Linked DNA regions of Homo sapiens: region 1 is linked to region 2. The links are chromatin loops, found by intact Hi-C in ENCODE. Cell type or tissue: mammary epithelial cell. All regions are shown on one strand. Each heading gives the region's core, and the rest is flanking DNA. Links, peaks and the distances in the headings are about the cores only.

Region 1 (2,912 bases), core at 316-2,815, 200 kb before region 2:
GAGAGAGAAAAGAGGAAGCTTCCGCACCCCCTCAAAAAAAGGATCAGGAACTAGACTGAATGAGAAAAGGCAGTCTACAAATATTTTACTGTGTCAGATTCCAAAGACTCTGTCCCCTGTCAGGGGTCCTCTGTTTTAGAGCTGCCTGTGCCACATCCTCTGCTCTCCAGCCCATCTCTCACCCATGCTGAGCCAGGAGGAGGCCTTGGGGGAACTGACCTGCCATCTCTTTTTCTGGGGTAAATTTTCTCAAGCTGTGGCCATTGGATGGAGGAACTCTGGTGTTAGTGAAACTGGATCTCTTTTAGTCAATAAACGGATCACCAGAGAATACCTCCTACTCACCTTCAGTCTCTTAGCTACTGTCTCACCAATTTGCCTTTTATAAATGAAAATCCCCAAACATCTGGCTTAGAATGAATAAACTATCACCAGTGAGTACAGCCAAGTCAGGCTCTGATGTTCTTACACTGTCTCATGAGGCCTGAGGCAAACAGCAAAGGAGGAAATTGGCTTTTCTTCCAATAGAATCATCTCCTGAAATCTCTGTGTACCAGTCTCCAAGGTGGTGGCCCCTCCTGTAAAACTCAGACTGACACCAAAGCTACTGGGAGATCTGCCGTTTTATAAAATTAAAGCATCTTTCAGATTGTGACTTGAATGGCCTCACAATTACTTTTCATCGGGGAACAAAACCAAGGACCCAGGTCTAGAGTGGAGACACATGTAGCCTGAAGTTTCTACTTGAAAATTCTTTGTAGGGCTCTTCTGGCAAGAACGGAACCCAGGAAGTAATTTCAGAAGTTAACTGGGAGAAATATCTTACCAGTATTTAAATACATGCAAAAGATATTTCATCAAACTGAGAGCCATTTCCCTTATCAGACAAAAGACATTACCACTGAGTTAATTCAAAGTGTTCTTTGGCCAAAGCCTTCTCTAGGATCCAAAAAAGCAGATGAGAGTTTACCAGGCTCGCACACAACACATGAGAAAAACATACTTGGGTCTAAGCTTTAATAAAAAGATCCTGTCTTGGCTGGGCGCGGTGGCTCACGACCAGCACTTTGGGAGGCAGAGGAGGCCAGATCACGAGGTCAGGAGATCGAGACCATCCTGGCTAACATGGTGAAACCCCACCTCTACTAAAAATTCAAAAAATTAGCCGGGCATGGTGGCAGGCACCTGTAGTCCCAGCTACTTAGGAGGCTGAGGCAGGAGAATGGCGTGAACCCAGGAGGCGGAGCTCGCAGTGAGCCGAGATTGCGGCACTGCACTCTAGCCTGGGTGAAAGAGCGAGACGCCGTCTCAAAATAAATAAATAAATATAAATAAATATAAAAATAAAAAGATCCGGTCTCTAAGAACACCTATACGACTTCTCCTGAGTTCTAGATGTGAAATCCAGAAGGTGAAACAACTTTTAAGGATTTGAAAATTATTTCTCTTAAGGTTGGAAAATTATAGGAAAGACATGCTACTGTCACAGTTTTTCACATTGTATTTTTCTGAGCCCTTACAATTCTAAATATCAGATATAAATACTTTATTAGTCCATAAGTTACATAAAACACATTTGTTTTGCAGATTTGTACAAAGGAATCAAAATATATTGCCTATATGTTATCTCTACCACAAACTTTCATTTTTTCCACTGTACCTGAATATTTTTTCGTCTTAGCTTCAATACTTCCTGAAATTTTTTTACTGCGATGGATTGCCTGTCCACTAACTAGCATTTTATGTGGAATTGGCCTTTTGCCTTTCTCTACCTTCATCACTGAAAAAGAAAAAAACAGCAACAACAAAAATTGCCCTACCTCCCAGGAGGGGGCTCCCCAATCCAGAAAGAGACTAACTCATCTTGTCTCAATAAATTTCCTGGAAATGCTGCTGAGACAGTGGAGTGAAAGCCATCATTAATAATAGCAATGAAGGGCATGAAATCTAAAGGGAGTGTGATTATATAATTTATAAAGGGTTTTACAGTAATTTTCATTTAAGCATAAAATGCAACCAAAAAGCCTTTTTCCCTTCACAACTTCTCCTCAGAGCCATCCGCAACAAATATCCCACCTCACCCCACCTCCACCAACAAGCATGACACACCCACACCTGTCATGCCTTAGGAGCCGGCTGAGGTTTGCTGTCTGTCCTCTGGGGTCACGCTACCATCACTGCCTCTGGCCACATCTTCTCTCACTTCCTGCCTCCCTTCTCCCACCCTTCACAAAAATAAGGAAATGGATGAAAGGTAACTACAGAAGATTTGTCAGGCTCTTGGCACACACTATGTTAACTAAATTTCCTTTGCACTTAAGAAAACAGTTCTTAAATCTCACAGACCCCATCAAATTTTCATATGTCACGAAGGAAAGCAAAAATCCAGTGATCATTAGCCAACTTCTTTTTTAAAGGCAGCAATATAAATACGTTTTGGAGAAACACAGCTAGAAAACAGGGCCATTATTGTGCTTTTCCTTGAAAATATATATCAGGCCTTCACATAATTGCATGTTTTTAAGGCAAATTTGGAACACAAAGCAGAGAAAACATATGTCCCTTCTGGGTACTCCTGTGCTTGGCAGGGCTTGGAAATTCGTAACTGCCATCGACAGCAAGTCACATTGTATCACTAAAAAGCTTGAATGACTTGTTTTCCTACAAATAAAAACAAAGGGAAAGGCCTGACTATTTCATATCCAAACTATCACAGCTATAGTGACAACCATAAATAATTTAGTCTGCAATTGTGGATTCAATTTTTAAAGATATTATCTACCGCCCAGCAATGCATTTTGTTTCATTCAAGCACAATTTCATAGAAAACTACCTGGATAATTCCCTAATATCCTATATTAGAGGGAATTCACGGAGCTATGATTCTGCTTGTCCTTACATTGCAGTTTCCC
Region 2 (2,912 bases), core at 259-2,758:
TGAAGATGGGTGCTTTTAAATAGAAAGGCCAGGAAGCAGGGAGACTGAAATGAGAATAAAAGTCAACATTTTCACTGTGCCCCAGGCCCTGTGTGATCCACCTCTGTCTTTTTCTCCACCTAATTTTATGCCACTTTCCCTCACCTCCTCCTTCTGTCCTACTGGTCTTTAATCAGCTGCTCAAATGTGTACAGCCTTAGAGCCTCAGGGCCTTTGCACATGCTGTCCCGCTGCCCAGAATGCCTCATGCTCCCTTCTCCACCTGCCACTCGCTCTCCCACTCCTGGTCTCTACCCTGCCTCTGCCTGTAGCCTGCACTTTCTCTTCCCTTAGTCCCCTGCTCCCCATTAAAGTCAATCTCCCTTGGTTGTGCTATCTCAAGCCTTAGTCTGACTCCTTCATAGCCCCTGATCCAACTTACAGTTGTTTCACTTACTGTTTCATTCATTCATTTTTGTCTCTATCTCCACAACTAGATTATAATTTCTTTCAGGACAGGTACCATGTAAAATTTATTTTCCACAGTATATCCAGCATCTAGCACAGTGCCTGGCACACAGTAGGTGTTCGCTACATGCTTATTGAATGAATGAGGCTGGGTGCAGTGGCTTACGCCTGTAATCCCAGCACTTTGGGAGGCTGAAACGGGTGGATCACCTGAAGTCAGAAGTTTGAGACCAGACTGGCCAACATGGGGAAATGTCTTCTCTACTAAAAATACAAAAATTAGCCGGGCTTGGTGGCATGTGCCTGTAATCCCAGCTACTAGGGAGGCTGAGGCAAGAGAATCGCTTGAACCCAGGAGGCAAAGGTTGCAGTGAGCTGACATCATGCCACTGCGCTCCAGCCTGGGCGACAGAGCAAGACTCTGTCTCAAAAAAAAGAATGAATGAATAACTGATTCAGGACTCACTATGTTAAAGTTTATTTTCTTATTCTCAGCTCCCTCTATAGATTGGCTAAGTGATGTTCTCAGGGCTTGGCTGGTCAGTAAACACATTTTTCAAGGCCCTTCATTTCTCCTCCCCCCTTTTGTTCCCAGTCTTCTGGTCATTTTGATATTCATTAACAACCCTTAACATACAGTAGGCAGAAGGAGTAATTTGCTTCTCATTAACTGGCTAAACTATCATTTGGGAATTACTTATTATTTCAATTATCCATGAGATTTCTGTCCACTTGGAGCAGGCAGTTGCATCAGTCAGAATAGGCCAATTGCTGGAATCTATAACCCCCACACCTCAGAAGCTTAAATTAAGCCACTGAAAGTTTATTTCTCACTCATGCAAAGTTCAATATGAATATTTTAGGTCATGCAGTTTTCCTTGGAGGGATGACTCAAGGGCCCTCCCATCATGTGACATTTCCATGTTCGACACCCAAGATGTCAAAGCATCAAAAAATGAAAAACATGATTAATACCTTTTCTCCAGCTAATCAAGCTAGTTAATGCAGTTCAGTAGATGACAGTCCCATCTAGTGGCAAAAGGCACGTTTGGAGATGATAACTTGCCTTTGGTCACTTGTGTCAATCCCCTCTCCCACCCCCAGGCTCCATCACCCCAACACACAGTCCATCAGCAAGTCCAACTGGCTTCATCTCCAAACCATCCCACACCTACTTCATGGACTCTGCTACCCCCAGACCAAGCTCCTGCCATGTGTTGCCTGAACTATTGCAAAATCCTTCTAGCTGAATGTCCTCCTCCCACCCATCCTTCCATGATCTGTTCTCCACAGAGCAGCCAAAGAGAGTGTTCGGCTATTATTTTATTTTGTTTGTGTGCCGTTTAAAGGGTTCTGTTTCCATTTTTTCCTTTGCTGTATAAAAAGTTACTTTGAAGCCAGTCATGGTGGATCACGCCTGTAATCTCAGCACTTTGGGAAGCTGCGGAAGGAGGATCGCTTGAGGTCAGGAGTTCAAAACCAGCCTGGCCTACATGGTGAAATCCCATCTCTACTAAAAATACAAAAAACAAAAATTAGCCAGGTGTGGTGGTGCGTGCCTGTAATCCCAGCTACTTGGGAGGCTGAGGCAGGCGTATTCCTTGAACCTGGGAGGTGGAGATTGCAGTGAGTTGAGATCGCACCACTGCACTCCAGTCTGGGCAATAGAGCAAGACTCAATCTCAAAAAAAAAAAAAAAAAAAAAAAAAAGAGTTATTTTGAAACTTTTGTTCTAAGAATTTTCAAGCATACACAAAATATACCCAGATACCCAACTGTAATACTTATCAACTCATGGCCAGTCTCGTTTCAGCTACACCCCTCCTCACTGTTCCATTTTCTGTGTACTGTTTTGCAGCAACTCCTTGACAGCAAAGGAGCTCTATAAACCACAAATCAGAGCAAGTTACTTCCTAGCTTAAAAACTTTTAAAAGCTCTGCAGGGCATTTACAATGAAACCTTTCGGCTCATTCTGGCACCCAGAGCCCCGCCTTACTTGGCCTGCTAATCTCTTTAATGGTATTTCCTCACTCTGCCCCAGCCACAGCCACCCTCTATTCCTTGGGCTCACTCAGTTGTATCCCTACCCCAGTGCCTTTGCACTTGCTGCACTGCTGCCTAAACTACTTTACTACTCTACATTTATGTGGCTGGCCCTGCCTGGGCATTCACGGCTCAACTCTCATCTGCTCTGAAAGGCCTCCCCAGCGAGTCTGTCTCTGGAAACACCCCCAGCCCCACTCCTCTAGCCAGCCACTTTCCACCTTAACACTCTGAAACTAGTTTGCTCCTTTAAAAGATGTGTTTGTTCTAGCTAGGTGCAGTGGTGCACACCTGTGTTCGCAGCTACTTAGGAGGCTGAGGCAGGAGGATCACTTGAGCCCAGGAATTCAAGTCCAGCCTGGACAATATAGTGAGACCTCAGCTCTCAGGAAAAGAAAAAAAAAGTGCTTGTTCTAAAATC

The links. Peaks named below come from ENCODE experiments on the same cell type or tissue, not always from the same donor. Only the 100,000 strongest peaks of a DNase experiment are listed, where the experiment ranks them.
Region 1: a loop joins it to region 2, with 23 times the contacts of the local background. A loop is called at or near these places in 7 of 110 quality-filtered maps.

Annotation. Positions count from the first base shown.
Region 1 is chr13:31,011,753-31,014,664 of GRCh38, reverse strand. No RefSeq gene overlaps it. Among named protein-coding and RNA genes, the nearest start is that of LINC01066, 17 kb to the right of the region's middle. In mammary epithelial cell, for the core only: a CTCF peak has its summit at 1,840 (motif pointing right); no DNase peak of the experiment used is centred there.
Region 2 is chr13:30,807,259-30,810,170 of GRCh38, reverse strand. LINC00398 (long intergenic non-protein coding RNA 398) reads right to left here. Exons shown (of 2, transcript NR_047012.1): 2 at 1-44. Among named protein-coding and RNA genes, the nearest start is that of LINC00398, 5.5 kb to the right of the region's middle. In mammary epithelial cell, for the core only: a CTCF peak has its summit at 1,488 (motif pointing left); no DNase peak of the experiment used is centred there; H3K27ac peaks cover 295 bases.